Regions from separate parts of the Mus musculus genome. Here region 2 is linked to region 1. The links are chromatin loops, found by intact Hi-C in ENCODE. Cell type or tissue: heart. All regions are shown on one strand.

What was found. Peaks named below come from ENCODE experiments on the same cell type or tissue, not always from the same donor. Only the 100,000 strongest peaks of a DNase experiment are listed, where the experiment ranks them.
Region 2: it touches region 1 in a loop (2.0-fold over the local background); 4 of 42 quality-filtered maps call a loop at or near these places.

Annotation. Positions count from the first base shown.
Region 1 is chr4:100,295,669-100,303,668 of GRCm38, forward strand. Ror1 (receptor tyrosine kinase-like orphan receptor 1) reads left to right here. Exons shown (of 9, transcript NM_013845.5): 2 at 7,212-7,283. Among named protein-coding and RNA genes, the nearest start is that of Gm35760, 94 kb to the right of the region's middle. In heart, no CTCF peak of the experiment used is centred here; a DNase peak (open chromatin) is centred at 3,133; H3K27ac peaks cover 672 bases; H3K27me3 peaks cover 32 bases.
Region 2 is chr4:100,227,652-100,235,651 of GRCm38, forward strand. All of the region lies in intron 1 of Ror1 (receptor tyrosine kinase-like orphan receptor 1), which reads left to right. Among named protein-coding and RNA genes, the nearest start is that of Gm12701, 110 kb to the left of the region's middle. In heart, no CTCF peak of the experiment used is centred here; no DNase peak of the experiment used is centred here; H3K27ac peaks cover 474 bases.

The DNA of each region.
Region 1 (8,000 bases):
GTAGCTCTAGACTTATTATATGCAGAGGCCATGGGTACAAGTAATGTCCTTTCCAGTGCTTTTTTCTTTTTTTTTTAGATCCAAAAACAACCTTGGCAGATTGATGGCCAAATGGACATTAAGATCAAATGTTGATTACATGGAAAATCATATATACTTCATCTCCTGAGGGTATGATATAAAACTTATTACAGGGAAACAGTCATGGCACCAAGTTTGACTAGACTTTGAGTTCTGTATTGGTCCATCATCATTTGAAAGTGATTCCTGCCTTTTCCTTTCTTAAATATGACCACAGAAGCTCTCTACACATGGTCCTCCAAGACTGGGGTGACTCTCTGTTCTCAGATGTTCTCCATAGCACTTCACACCATTGACAGGTACTTCTTTACAGCGTTTACTTTAGAACCTTGAACTTGCCTCAGAACATACACGAACCCCTCAAGTCTGGTCTCTTTTGTTTGTTTGTCTTTAAGGGGAAAGATTAAGACAGAGTTTTAAAAATATAAGAACCATGTTCTAAATGCTGCCCTTCTTGATGTACCTCACCTATTTTCAGGATTTCTAGCTTTCGATTACTTTCTAAGCTTATTGAGCCGTGTTCTTTTCTTATTGTAAGTGGTCATTGCTCATAATTTATTAATCAAATCATCCCAAAGTTAGTGATGTCAAGTAAGCATTTATTCAGCCTTTGATTCCATGGTTGTGTGATCTCTTATCTTCCCTGAGCCAGTCTGATCTCTGTTAACTCTGAATTAACATAAGTCACAGGCAATCTAGATTTGATGGTGCAGAAGTACACTCCATCACTTCATTGAAGATCACTGAAAAAGATGTGGGTCCAGGGAGGAATAAGCTATGGGACCCCTGTATTTAGATAAGTTCTCTTCTCTCTCAGGAGAGCCAACACGCAGAATAGGTGTTAATCCAACATTTCACAAGACCCAAGACACTAATTATTGTTCGAATCTGAACTGTCTTGTGCTGGCTCACATTTTAAACTCTTCTTCCACAGCTTGTAGACCCATGTTTGAGGACCCTTTAGTAGGAGGGTTTGACAGGCAGAAATGGGTCACTGGGGACAGGTCTTCGAAGGTAATAACCATCCTAGGTTCCACCTCAGTGGCTCTATGACAAAGGTCCTTCTCAAGTTCCTGTAGCCATTAATGAAGCAACCTGCTCCAGCATGACTACCTTACCATGCTGGAATCAAATCCCTCTGAAACCACCAGCCAAAATGTATAAACAACACAATTGTATCCTGGCTGGACATGAAGAAAGCCAGACTCGGGCACGGGCCTTGCCTAAGGTCAACATTACAGTCTACCACACTACCTCAGAGAAATAAATTCCGTGCTGGTCTATAATAGCTCCCAAAGCCCGTCCAGGCATGTGTGGCTTTTAGGACACATTTGCTGGCTACTGACTGAGTTCTGAGTTGGCAGATTCTGAGAATAACATAAAACTTCATCCCTAGCCTCATGATGCACATACTTGGTGACAAACAGAATACTCAAAACCCTTCTGGTCACCTTACAAAGTGCCAAGTGCCTTAAGGGAACAGGTGGCATAATACTGTGGGATTCAAAAGAGACTCTGGGAGGGATCCTGGCTTCAGTTTGGACTTTGTTTAATGTTACTCTGTATTTAATTCTCATTATTGATCTCCCCAATCAAGACACAGGAGAGGAAACCCAGTCTGGACAGATAAAACACTTAAACTGAAACCATCTGAGGCAAATTAAGTATTTTTAAATTACCAGCTCTCCTGATGCTGCATGTCCAGCCTGATGTGGCTGAAGGAAAACCATTTACATCCTGCAGGATGATAGCAACCCTCTTGAATTTACCTCTCAGATTAAAATAATTTGTACTAATCCTGGGACCCCTCAATCCCATTAATTTAAATGTGATTTTCACAGGCAGCCAGAAGATACAAATTACACACTCAATATATGTGTAAAAACTTCCCCACAACCACCTTTTACTCTTCACCTGTTGGAAAGTTTCAAGAATTGAATTGACAATATGGAGCTTAGGGGGAAACCACACACACACACACACACACACACACACACACACACACCTTCAATTTCAAAAGTGACACAGGCACTCACTGCCAGTGTTCTCAGCAGCCAGACTGAAGCAGAGCTGGGAACGGAAAGTCATGGGTATGTTCTGCTGACAGCTGATGACATGTCAGGGGACCTTAGGCAAGCTTTCTGCCTGAGTCTGGGTTTCCTCAAATCTAATCAGACGGCGATAATCTTGGGCCTTGGGCCTTCCCATATGGAGTCACGAGCTAATAATGCCTGGTCTGTGTACTGACTTTCCTGAAAGGAAAGTGCGATCTAAATACAAGGTACTTGTCTTACTCGAGGTGCTTGGAATCTTAATAGCTGTCTCAATTGCGTCCAAAGTGGGCTTCTCTTTGGAAGTGCTTTAAAAGTGGCTGGGGATGGCGGCTGAAAAGGGGGTTTGTTTCTCGCTATCTGTGCCTCACGTAGATTATGGCTTGAGTTTTAGGATGTGCCCAATTTGCCCATCTAACAAAGGGCTTCACAAAAACCCCCATCATTGCAAGCCTGGAAGATGGTTAAGACGGTTCTGCCGCACTCCTTCCACAACCAGCCTAAAATCCACGCGTCAAAACTAATGGCCAAGCAATTAGGGGCTGGGGGTGGGGGCTCCAAATTGAAAATAACATTTGGCTTTGAAAGACCGCCTAGAAACACCAGGTTGTTTCTTGGTTACTAACCACGAAGCTATCTCAGCACGGAAGGCACAGCCCAAAGAGTCTGGAATTCCCTTTCCTTCAGAGTTTTAAATCGCTTCAAAGTTCTAGATTCATTTGTTCATTTTGTTATCATTTATTCCCTTAGGAGGCATATCAGCACTTAAGCTTGTCACCCAAGTGGTTTGAAAATGACCAGTGTTGGGCTATGAAATATGTCGGACTCACCCCCATGAGATTCAAGGATTGAGAAAGCCCAGTCCAAGAATCTCTGTTGGCTGACACACTCCTCAGCTAGGGTTGGGAGTTGAACACCCTTTGGCTGTGTCTGTAGTTAGTAACAGTTTTTATCTACTGTCATCAGAGCCCCTTTGCTGAAGGCTGACACATCTGACTCATCTCCAGATCGTCTCGAGAACAGTCTGTGATCATCACAATTAGGTCCATTTAAGAAGGGAGGTGCTGGAGATGTGAAGTAACTCTCCCCAGGTCATAGGCCAGGTTGTGGCAGAGCCAGAATTTGAAATCGTCCAACTCAGAAACCTGCCCCTTGCTTCCCGCTGCACTAGCACACATTGGCATTGCCTAGAGCTGCCTGAAGTCAGAGAGGGCACAGAGGATGCCTGAGTCCTGCTTCCTGCTCCCTGCTCCCAAGACATCTGCTGTCTAATTGGAGTGAAAGGGAGAGACCACTCATTGATGGCAAGAGAAATGTAAAGGTGACTGACATGTTAATGTAGAAAGGCACTTCTAGTTTGGGTTTTGCCTTATTAGTAGTAAATTGAGCATTACTGAATTGCCATTTTACTTATTTCTTATTTCTATTCAATTGTCAAACTCTGTTGTGAGTTAAGCTGCTTAGAACAGAACTATGCTGTTTGAGGCTCCAACACGAGAAAGATTTTATTGATGTCACTATTACATTGGTTCACAGAGGTGTATCTAGTTGTATTATTTGGGGCTAGGGAAATGGCTCAGTGGAACAAGTGCTTACCACAAAAGTGTGAGGACTGGAGTCTGCATCCCTAGGACTCATGTAAAATACTACACAGGTATGATGTCCCCCTTGTAGTCCCAGCTCTCAAGAGGAAACTTGAGACTCTCCGGGCAAGCTGACTAGCTTGATGAGCTGACTCAGCCATCTGTGTGTTAGGTAAGAGACCCTGCTGCCGTAATGAACATGGACAGTTACTTAGAAGGCTGCCAATGTCAAACTCTGACTTCCATACCCATGTACATCCATTGATACACACATGTACCCCCTCTACTTGTACCCCACACATACAAATCCTCATATATATATCCATGCACACTACATGTTTATAATTTTAGCATATGTAATCTCAGTACTTGGGAGGCTGAGGTAGGAAGATGGTGACTTCAGGATCATCCTGTGCCACCTAGCAATGAATGCCCCATCTCCAAAACCAGCGACAACAAAACGTTTTGGTGGTTGTGGCTCAGTGTCAGGATGCTAGCCCGCCAGCTCAAATCCTTATCCTGAGACCTCAGCCGAGGCCATCAAACTTTTCATAGAACTGTGCTGAATGCACAATGATTTTTCTGTCTCTTCATGACCAAGTACAAATGAGACGGTAAAAGGAAATGAAAGCTGAGAACCCGCTGCACAAGTGTTAATGTGTTAGGTCAACCTTCCAACCCTAGCAGGTGCTAATGTTGCTAGGGAGATAAAAAGCACAAATGACCCCATGCTGGTTGAAAATCTACCAGGGCTAGATAACCCAGGCAAGACTCCCTGTTTCCAACAGAAGGCTCTCTGAAGTGCCCAAGTTGTGCAGCTAAAGACAGATCTATGCTCAGGACAGATATTCCACTGGAGACTGCCCTTCCTCTAGCAACAAGAGAGAGGGTAACAGCTTCACCAAGTCTTCGCAATTGTTTCCTCATAGACAGCCTCCAGAGAGGTCATCAAAAGATCAAGGACGGACCTTTCTAATCACTGAACTTGCCAGGACTCACAGGAGGCTTAGCTGCAGCATTTTGGGTCCAGACTGGCTCTTCTACCTTCTGCTCACCCTTCCCCCATCCCAGCCCCTGACAGCACTATTTCATACTCTTTCAATTCTTTATTTCTCTGTGTCCATTCCAGACCCCGAGCTTTGTGAAGCAAGCGCTGCCTTGAGCTTGTGCGCTACTGCTGGGCTCATCTGGGACAGAGCTCAGTAAATATTTGTTGAGTGGGTAGATGGATGGATAGGCATTGGATCAATGAACAAGTGAACTTAGAGGCATTAAATTCTAGAAAGCAAGTCTTTTCATTCCTTCTGATCATTCATTCTCCAAAACTGCTGCTGTATCAACTGGGCTTTAGGAAACACTCGGTACAATTTACCTCCATCTCTTAACCAAGGCTTCCTTTGTTTAGAAAAACTCAATAATAAATTCTCAAGTCCTGTCGGAACAGCAGGACTGAAGGCTGCTTTCCTGAGTCCCTTACTTTTTTTTTTTTAAATGACCTTACTACATAATAGACTTTTACTATAAAATATAAAGTGGGACTGTATGTAGGCTGGGCAGGACTGGAAAGGAGGTGACTGGCACCGCGGATGACACACAGAGGGACGGGAAGAAAGGACTTGTGGCGGGAAGGCTCCTTCTAGGGGAAGAACATGGAATGAGAAGGTCCCACGAAGACAGAAATCCTGAGTGAAGTGTGTTGGTGTCCTTAGACCTGCAGGTGTCTGCAGCAATCAGGAGGAAAAGAAGTGGAACCTCCGAAGGGAGGGAGAGAAGACCCGTTCCATGCAAGCATTTCCCAGCATGCTTTTTTTCTTCTCTCACTGTCCCTTTGCCAGCTTGCCATGACGCCGGAAACGAGCTAATCAGAGTGTAACGTACTGGTAGATATAATGTCCACTTGCCTTCAGTTTCCCTTAAAGCAGTGACTCTCAGCCTTCCTAATGCTGTGACCTTTTGATACAGTTCCTCATGGTGTGGTGACTCCCAACCACAAAATTATTTAATTGCTACCTCATAACTATAATTTTGCTACTGTTATGAAACATAATGTAAATATCTGATAGGCAGGATATCTGATATGTGGCCCCTGTGAAAGGGTCATTTGACCCCTAAAGGGGTTGTGACTCACAAGTTGAAAACTACTACCTTAAAGAATCTATGCTGGCTTTATCTCAGGGTGAAGAAGCAGACCCGGGCCATGGGCAGAGTGTGTGGTGTGTGTCTGCAGTCCTAGGTGTTCCAGGACTGTGGAAATGTTCAAGTCTGCCAAATAGCCCATGTGTTTCTGCAGTGTTGGATGAATGGGCAGGCTGGAATTAACCTTTGCAAGGTTTCTGTGGGCAGACATTAGTCCCTGGTAAAATGACAAGGACATATACCATCTCTAGTCATTGGGTGGATGCTCAACAGTAAGTAAGGAAATAAAGAAAGTGCTTGTTTCTGGAAAGGTGAAGCCAGAGATAAGGTGGGACTCATACCCATTAGTACAAGGCAGCCTGGGCCACTGGGATGTTTGTGGGTAGAGCCAGGCACTATGCTCCAATGTCTGGTCTTCTACTTATTAAAGTTCAGCTTGCCTTCCAATTAAAACCTGGTTTTAGTGGCTACTTAAAATACACTGTCTTGAAAAGAGTACAGTACAGATGTCAAGCTTAATAGGCAAAAAAGAATCATAATAGATTCATGATGTTTGCAAGGGATGGAAGGTGGGATGACATTATATGTGGTTTATTAGATGACCCTGGCCTTCTCAGATTCACAAATGTTCTATGATATTGTCTCTGTGTTGTTTGTGTATAGCCCAAGAAGGTGTTATAACAACCCTATTTAAAATATGTTCGTAAAATGTTGCCATGGATTGAACTTTTCAGAAACAACAAAACCATTCTATGTGTAGCATTGCCTATTACTGAGAAGTTTTTAAATCTTCATAGTACATTATGTCCTACAGATGCTTGATTTGCATATTTGCTTTCAATTACAGTGGCTTTGAAAATTGCCAGTTAAGTGTAGTCACCACAAATGACTCTGCTTTTATCTGCTTTGACTTCAGAGCCAGTGTCGAGAACTGAATTTCTCTGTTCACAGCATCATAAATTCAGTGAACAAAAGCACCAATCAGGACAACGTTGTCTGTTTTCCCTCTGATAAGACTTTTGAGTGAATTAGTCCAAGGCCGGTCTTCTTGTCAACACTATTTGTTAAAATGCGGTTGTCTCTGTTAGTAAAGTTTTCTGTAAACATAGCTCTTTCCATTTTAACCCTCAGGGTAGAATTGTAAAGTATAAGTCTGGCCTACAGCTTGCTGAGCTTGGAGAGCTTCTGAGATGTGGGCCTTTGCTGATCACTGGAGCTGCCTCCCTTAAACACAGCCATAGTACTGGGACAGTCCCTCTCTGAAGGGAACCCCATAGAATATAATACTTCTGCCCACCCGGAAGTGACCTTATTAAATAATGCCCTGATTCTGTCCCCCTCCCCATATTTCTCATTGCAGAAACAGAGTTGTCAGTCAGTGCTGAGCTGGTGCCTACCTCGTCCTGGAACACTTCAAGTGAAATCGACAAAGGTATGCCAAGTGGAAAACATGGGCCAGGGAAGGAAGGAAGAAAAAAAGCTCACCCATAGCTTGGCCTGATCTTCCTGGAGATGAACTGCTGTCTAGATCATTAGGACGAGGCAGGGGCTGAAATAATCCCCAGCTTGCTTTGTGATGATTTAACATTTAATTATTTGGAATAATTTCTGAAGAAGATTTTTTTTTCTTTTCTTTTTCCCTTCCTCATTTAAAATGTTCCACATGGTGAAAACGCTTCAAGATGTGAGGCTGGACCATTTCTGACCTTCCTGCCTGTGCATTCTAGTAGACCTTATTTGGAGGATTTGATTCTGCCTAAGCCAGGACTGATCAGAGCCATTGGTTGGATGACCTTTTTGGACAACCATTTGATATGCTTGTGGGGTTCGGGACCCAGCATTCAGAACGCTTGTAATTGCCTGTGCGTGCAGACAGCAGCTTCCTATGTACATGTGGGGAATAGATTCTCACCATGGAGTTGCTGCATTAATTAAGGCTTGCCATATGCTAAGCATTGTCTAATCTATGATCCTATGGCCTAGGCACAATGAAGCCCAGGCGCTCTGGCTCCTCCTGCCTCTCCAGCCTTATTTCATTTTAGTCCCCTTTGTCTTGCCTCTGTATCTCTGACTGGATTTCTGTATCTTCTAGTATTTCCTATTCTTCTATCTGGCTTGCCCTTATTCTCCCTGTTTTGTTTGTTTTGCT
Region 2 (8,000 bases), 68 kb before region 1:
GTCTGTGGGATGTTGGCCTATCAGATGGTCTTTGAGAGTAAATCTTTTTTTTTTTTTTCTTTTTTTTTTTTTTTTTTTGCATAGAAAGCTTGAACTGAACAGCAGAGCTCATACGAATGCATGTGACTGTCAGTGAGATTCTAAGTTAAATGCTTGGTTCGAGGCAGTATTTAATCAATGTTCCCCAGAAATGAGCCTTACCGCCAAAGGCGTTCAAACTCGTGCAACCATATGACATAGAATAAGTATTCAATAAGTTGTGAACATCATTGCTCTGTTCTCTTTGAAACAAAGGTTTTACCTCTAATCCAAGTTTAGAGGCTATAAAGAGTTTGCCTTCCAGGCTGTGGGATGTAGCTCAGTAATAGTCATGACCAGTGTACATAAGGCCCTGGCTTCAGTTCTTTAACACCGCTAAAGACAAATCCTGAATTTTTATGGGCAAAGATCATATAGCATTTATTGAGCACCAGCTACTATAAAATGCTTTGCATGTGTAATTTAATTATAGTTGTGAAAAAACACTTAGGCCTCTATGCCAAATGAAGATATTAGGCCTCTGAGAGGTTCAGTGAGAAAGTCAAGGTCATGTCCTCAGTGGTTAAGTTGGCGTCTGATCCAAGGCTAAGGCCAAAGCCTGTGTCACCACTCACAAATGCCTTGTGGTTGAGAGTGTTAAATGTACACAGTCCAGGCGACACAGGCTATCTGCTTGAACTGAACAGCAGACTTCAAACAAGTTTAGTACTGGAGCATTTGACGTGGGGTTAGTATGGCCAATATACAATGAGCCACAGGAGTGAGGAAGAACAGAGAGATAGAGTGGAGGCTGACTGGAGCCCCAGGGCATGGGGATCAGGTCTTGCCTCTGCTTCATTCCCATGTAACTGCTGCTTTGTGGACGCTAGATTCGGGGGAGCAAGATGGTGGCAAGGAGTTCTGTTGGAGACAGCAGGTGGCCTTGGTGGGATTTAACAATGAGGAGGACACACCCATAGGGAACATGGAAACTTAGAACTTCTAGCAAGGCTCCAGCTCTGAGCTACACCCAGCAGCCCTGATCCTCACCTGCTGTGAGCCTTGAACTTGTTATTGACAAGAGTCTTCTGTTGAATACAGTGCTGGTGACACCAAACTCACGTACTCTGTATATGATGTCAAGAGGGCACCTGACCTGCACAGACCTCAATATGGCATCTGACCCCCTTCATTAAGCATGTGAAAAACGCTAGGTGTTAGTACTGGCCAAGAGAGCACATTCCACTTCGAACTTTTCTCATTTCCCAAATGGATTTTTATGGGATGATTTTTTGACAGATAAGGCTGTTTACCAAATTCTTACCCTGGCTTTGATTTATAAGGACTGCTGGGAAGAATCAAAATCAACACATTTATATTTCACAGAAAGAAAATATTTGGGTTGGCGTTGGCAAGGTTTCCGTCTTATAAAAAGTTTGTTTTAATTTTTTCCCCCTTGCTTTTAAGATATCAGGGTCTTGAGGGACAGCCAGTCCATGTCTAATGTCTGGGCCTGAGAAGTTCTTTAAGAGGGAGGCCTACCCGCTGAAATTGGACTTTCAGACAGAGCCTGCCATAGAGTTTTCAGAGGATTGAGATGATATAAAGGGGAAGTAACCCATCTCACATTGTAAATTATCTTTTCAAAGGAAGGACGAGGGAGCCAGGGAACAGTTTGTCATGATTCTTTTACATTTTGACCAGGCAGGAATTTACCAATCTGCATTTATCTACAGCTCTTTGACTTGGGAGAGATTGGGGTGGAGTGTGGAGAACTTTTATGAACCCCTTTAAAAAGCAATCTGCTTGATTTTTCTTGAAATAAAATGTAAAATGGAATTTCCTCTGAGAAACAAAATTAGCACTTTGTCCCCCAGATAGCAGGATTAAAATTTCAGCATTTGTCTATGGGAGCAAAACAGAGTGAAATTTATGTGAAAATCCTTAGTACTGCATGCTCAGGAGGTCACTTTCCTTTCAGTTGCGGCAAATACTAATAAGAGTAATAAACTAGTAAGACTAGCAGATAGTTTTACTAGTAATCAAGTCCAATAGTTTGATAGTTGGACCCCTCCCTCCCCACCCTTGAGACTCAAGACTGAACGAATAAGCAGGAGTGGAAGACAAGATATTTAGAGGGCTAAGAATTTAAGGCTACTGACACTGCTTAGAAATCAGTGATACAGAGTAAGCATGGTGACACTGATGCTGACGGAGAGGGAGTGGGGAAGAGCAGACAGTTATACAGCATCTTGGCCAGCCATTTTTGGTACCTTCCCCTATTCATCATAACAGCAAACGCCAGTTTGAAGTAGCCATTCTTCATCCTCATCTAATAAATATCTAAGCATTTACCCAGCTTCACAGGGGAATCAGTCAGTCATTCTGGACTCTGATTCGGATCTCCAAAGCACTGTGCCGCAGCACCCAAGAAGAAAAGTGAATCTGGAAGGATGTCGCTGGAATATAGTATAGCGTCTGGGGCTGAAGTGTCCCAGGCAGAAGTGTTTGGGTAGAAGTATGAGAAAGGCTCGTCTCTGCCTAGGATGCTGGGCTCATTCTCCTAGGTCCTCCTAAAGGAAGGTCTGCTTAAGCTGCATCCTGAGGTTAGTGACACAAATTTCTCATTGAGAGGAAAATAAATCAAGGCTTTGTCTCTGGGCCCACAGCTGAAGGGATGTTAGAGCGCTTGGGAGAGCCAGTGAAGTGGTCAGGTTAGGCACAGATGAGGCCTGGCTGTGCTGAGGTAGAGGAACTCAAGCACAGATGTGGTCAAGAACTGTTTGCCCGTGCTCCGTTACTATGGGGATTATTTTCTTCTTCGTCTGTGGTTAGGTTGCTGAGAAGGCCTCTTCTCAGGGTTATATATGGTGTCTACATGCTTGATTGCTGAGAAAAGATTGTGAGAATCATACACTGTTCAGTGTCAGAAAGGATCCCGACACTCTGTCTTGTCACTGCCCAGTGGTAGTAATTTATAGCTTGAACAGCAGCTGGGGCAGGAAGGAGTCTTAAAAGCACTCAGATTTGCTGGTTAACTTTGGTTAACCTAGAGGTCAAAGCAGTTTCTGTCTAGCACATTAGATAATGTTGACAATGGTTGACATGTTGCAGGTAACTGTACAGGACCATCCACACTTGTGATAAAAGGAGTTATTTATGAAGTAGCTATGATTTCAAATGTAAAAGAAGGGGGAAAAAAATCCCTGTGTGTTGTGAAGGCTCTGCTAATAAACCCCAGTTGGATATCCCTGGCTTTCCTGAAATGGCGTGCAAGAGAGACTAGCCACAGTGGAACAAGGAAAACCAGTAAGGCAAAGATGGGTCCCAGTTAGTGGCTGCTAACTCAAAGACCCTCTATGACAAAGGTTTCTATCTTTAGCCTTCTGATTGGTTGTCTCTGCTGTCACGAGTTACTATAGACATAACATATTGGTGTATTGATTGCTTTCAAAACTCTTGTCACAAGGAGGAGAGATGGGTTAACCATTAAAGGCTAGGCTCACAACCAAAATGTCAAAACTCTTGTCACAAAATATCACTAAACTAATCATTAACTGAGTTGACTTATCAGAGACAAGCAAACATGTTCAGAAATGAAGGAGCAGGCATCATTGATTTCCTGACATTCTAAATTCTCCCTGTCCAGGCTATAGACAGACAAATCATTGCCGGAGTCAACAATCTTTTCTTTAAAATTCTGGAAGGCTGGTATCCTCTCAGACACATGACTAATTTAAGAACTTTTTTTTTTTTTAAGGGCTACAGAGATGGCTCCATGTAATGTGCTATTCTTTCAGAGGAACTGAGTTCAGTTCCCAGCACCTACATCAGATGGTTCACAACCACATGTAATTCTTGTTCCAGGAGATCCATCACTTCAAGCCACCAGAGACACCTGAACTCATGTGTATATTCCTCCCCTATTTCTTACAGGAAAGCATACATACACGTAATTTAATTAAAAAAAATAGAAACCTTCTTTTATTTTCTCAACGCCTCTCATTGACAATAGAAATGTAGAGCAGAAGTGGTAAAAAGGAAATTGCCTCTGGCAGTCCATTGAGATTCTTTTTGTAGTTCCTTCCTTGTCTATCAGAGTACACTTAAACCACACCAGAGGACTGGTCCTAACAATAGCATCTCTAGCTAAAATTCTGAAGAAGATGATATAACCCTTTTGAATTCCTAGATGGTGAGCATTTGCTCTCTACCTAGCTACCATAAGAAGCAAAAATTAAATAAAATAAATAAAATAAAAATCAGTGTCTTCTGATTTTTTTCTCTGAATGCTTGTGAAGTACCACCCAGATGCTCAGTGGTGAGAGTAGACCCCTAGGCTAGAGGCCAAATCTTACTCAAATCTCTCCCCTCCACCAAGCACAGGGCCAGTTGCGGAGTGGCCAGGCAGTCAGCCAGCATAATGCTTTATCTTATCTGTGGCCTGGTTTTTGGTACATGCCCAGTATATTTCTTGCTTGAACTTTTGGGTTGACAGTTTTTAGAACTGGGCGCAATGACATGGTCTCTCATTAGAAGGTGTCTCATCATTGACTAAAGAAAAATAACGGATCAAGATGTTATGAATTTTCTACTTCTCAAGGACTCAAACCAGGTTTACTCTTCTTTCTGTTTCTTAGTCACTGAGACTCAATTGGTGAGAACTTGGCAATGAGTAAGGACTAATTCTGGATTGACTTACTATCAGTAATAATTATTGTATTATGAATTGAAACATTATCATTGTTTCAGTGAGACTGGGCCTTTCCTCCAGTGCTATTCCAGAATGGTTTCTCACTTGCTCTTCTGAACTGGGGGTTGAATTGTGATGGACTTGTTTTCTTCACTCTTCCCCCAGTACTGTGTCAGGTGGACTCTTCTAACAATGTGTCTAACTGGCCTCTGGAGAACCAGAAACTCTTCTCGGTTCTGCAGATGTCATTCGAGATAACAAGGAAGCTCTAAAAGCTAACTGGCCAAGTTCCTTACATAAGTGCGATAACCCTGAAAGCTACTCCAGATAACCACATTGCATTTCCTGGTTCAAAGAAGTGATTGTGGCCACACCTACAGAAAGATAGCAGGCACACTGGGAGCTGTAAATCAATGCTTTAAATGCTCTCAAAATGGAGGCTATCTGAATTACAAGCAAGGCATATGACAGAGGCGAAAGTGCGCATGCACACGCACACATATACACACATGCCTGCCTGTTCATATGTGAGAGACAGACAGTGAGAGAAAGCGAGAGAGGGGGAGGGGGGAGTAAAAGAGGGAGGGAGAGAGAAGGAAGATCGATTGATAGATAGATAGATAGATAGATAGATAGATAGATAGATAGATAGATAGATAGATAGACAGATAGATAGACAGATAGGTAGATATTTGGCTATTTCATTTCTGTTATATTTTTAGTTCAGGTTAGTTTTTGAAATTTAGAATTTTATTTAAAGAAACTTCTGTTTTGTTGGGTTTTTTTCCCATTTCTAGATCAGGGCTCCTAAATGTTTCCAACTCACATTTCCTTCTCAGCTGGGAAATGCTTCTGTGACCCTGCATACACAGACATGTAGTATATGCCCATATATCAAATTGATGGTAAAATAATCTAAACAAATCATAAATGTAAAACAGTTCTTTAGGGATACATATAATTTTTAAAGAAAACCTCAAATCTGCCAACTAATGACATGGGTGTACTTGTTTGCCTTTAAATAAAGAACTAAAATCTTGGGTGTTCATTTGCTATTATGGGATGTGAACATCTCCAGTGTATCTCAGAACTACTCAACACTGTGATTTTATAATTTTCGATGCTGAGAATGTCACTTAGAGAATACCAGGCTCACATGCAGTATGAAATCGTAGAATTACGTTTAGGGATGCTTCAGAAATCGATAGAAACTCTGCCCCAATGTCATGCAAAAATTCATTAAATATTTTTATGAAGCCCAGGTGAGCACATTAAATAGCAATTAAAAAAAATCTAACACATCAACAATGCAATGCAAAGGTATACCAATTTAACACTTGTACCATGAGGAATGGCAATAATAAAATTAAATTTGTTTTCCATAGTGAAGTTACTGTGTTTCTATACACGGAAAGCTTTGTATATACAATGAAAACATCACAGGTCACTCACTTATGGTCTTGAGTCTGAGGCCGGTGTTTGAGGAATTGTCGGCTGGTGCTGGGGAGCCTGATCGCCTTATAGGGCAAAGTGCACATACTTGATGTCAGAAGCAAGCTAGAGCGAAGCTTCACTGCGCAGCATGGGCGAACGCTTCCAGAAGCACAGGAGATTATGAATTAATGTTTTGTTGTGGCACATTCAATGGCCACATGGACTTTTGACCCACAGTTTAAGAAGCTAGGACCCAAATAACCCTGGCCCGTTGAAGGAAAAAGAGTAAGGTTGACTCCAGGATGTCTGATCAAGCCAGAAAGCCCTGTCTAGTTGTTGCCCATCCCAATTTCTTTGCATCGTGCCTGTCAGAGGTTTGTTGCAGTAGCCTTACAGTTGAGCCATCTGAGGAACTTGTAAAATCCTTGGTGCCCAGGTTACTGCCAACCCAGTTAAATCAGATAATGGGAGAAGGGAGTACGCCAGTGTATTTTAAAGGCTCTTAGCTGACTCAATGCACTGCAAGTCATGGAATAAATAGTTTGGATCCCCTCTCTGTGAAGACGAGGCTTCAGATATCTAATCACTAAGGAGGTGAAACTAAACCCTCCCCCAGCCCCAGTCCACAGAAAGAAAACTCAAGTAAATGAGTTAGATTTTCATTAAAGAGAAAACGTCGAAACATTTCAGAGACAGTACTGCCCACCTCTTTGGCTCCAATGTCCCCATCAAAATTTATAGTGACATTTTATCCCCATTGTGAGGCATTAAGAATTGGTACCAAGTGACTCAGTCACAAAAGCTAGAACTTAGCTCAAGAACTGGTCTGTTACCAAGATCAATTTAGCATCATCCTTCTTGTCACATCTGCTACCCTGCAGTGTACTGTTCAGCAAGATTGTCACCTAAAGCTGCTCCTCAGGTTCCCAGGCTTCAGAACTGTGAGGGAATAAAACTTTATTCTTTACAAATTACCTAGTCTGCGGTATTGTCATAATCACAGGAAATGGACAAGAACATTTGTAGGGAACACAGACATTTAGAGAAAACGAAAGAGGTGGGAGTCTGTGGGCTCCTAGAATGCACTGGCAGTCAGGTGGTCATGAATTTGGACTCTATTTCCATGGCTCCTCCTGTATGACCTTCAGTAGAAGACATTACACCTTTCTGGATATTTGTAAGTGGGGAAGGAGGGTGCTCCAGCATTGGAAGTTATGCCCTTGATGACCTTGTACCCAGTCAGTGCTGTCTTCTGTCCCCTGCCTGAATGTTTTGAGGATCCAGCTTCTTTTCCTAAAACTGTCCTGCACAGTCCTGTTGGGTCCCTGAGGTTCAAAGAATTTGAATTCCCCAAGTGCTTTCTGGACTCCCACTGATACTGTAGTAGATTTCTGCACTGACAGTCTTGTGGAATGAAAGTATCAGAGAGGAGGGAAGAACTCGGAGATGGGTCTGAATGCCCGGTAGACTGCAGTGGCTGAGGGGCACTTCCGATACACTTTCTAAGAGTCAAATGGTGATTTTCTGTTTCTGTGATGATTCACAAGCCTGACAGGAAAGGCAGGCTTTCCTTCATTCAGTTGTTTGTTAAGTGACTACGTGCCAGGCTAAGAATAGACATATCAGGTTATAACATTTTCCTCTCTAAAGAAGCAGAGAAAAAAGATTGATTCCGTGGCTTGAGCAGGGATGGTACAAATTAAGCTCAGAATATTTTGTTGTGCCGAAAGTATGCAAACATAATCAGCAGTGTCTAGAAGATATAGGAGGATCCTAAAAATAGCACATCTTGGGCAATTTGCATGATAAAATATATAAGAACATGTTGACTTAAAATGGGGATCCATAACTATAT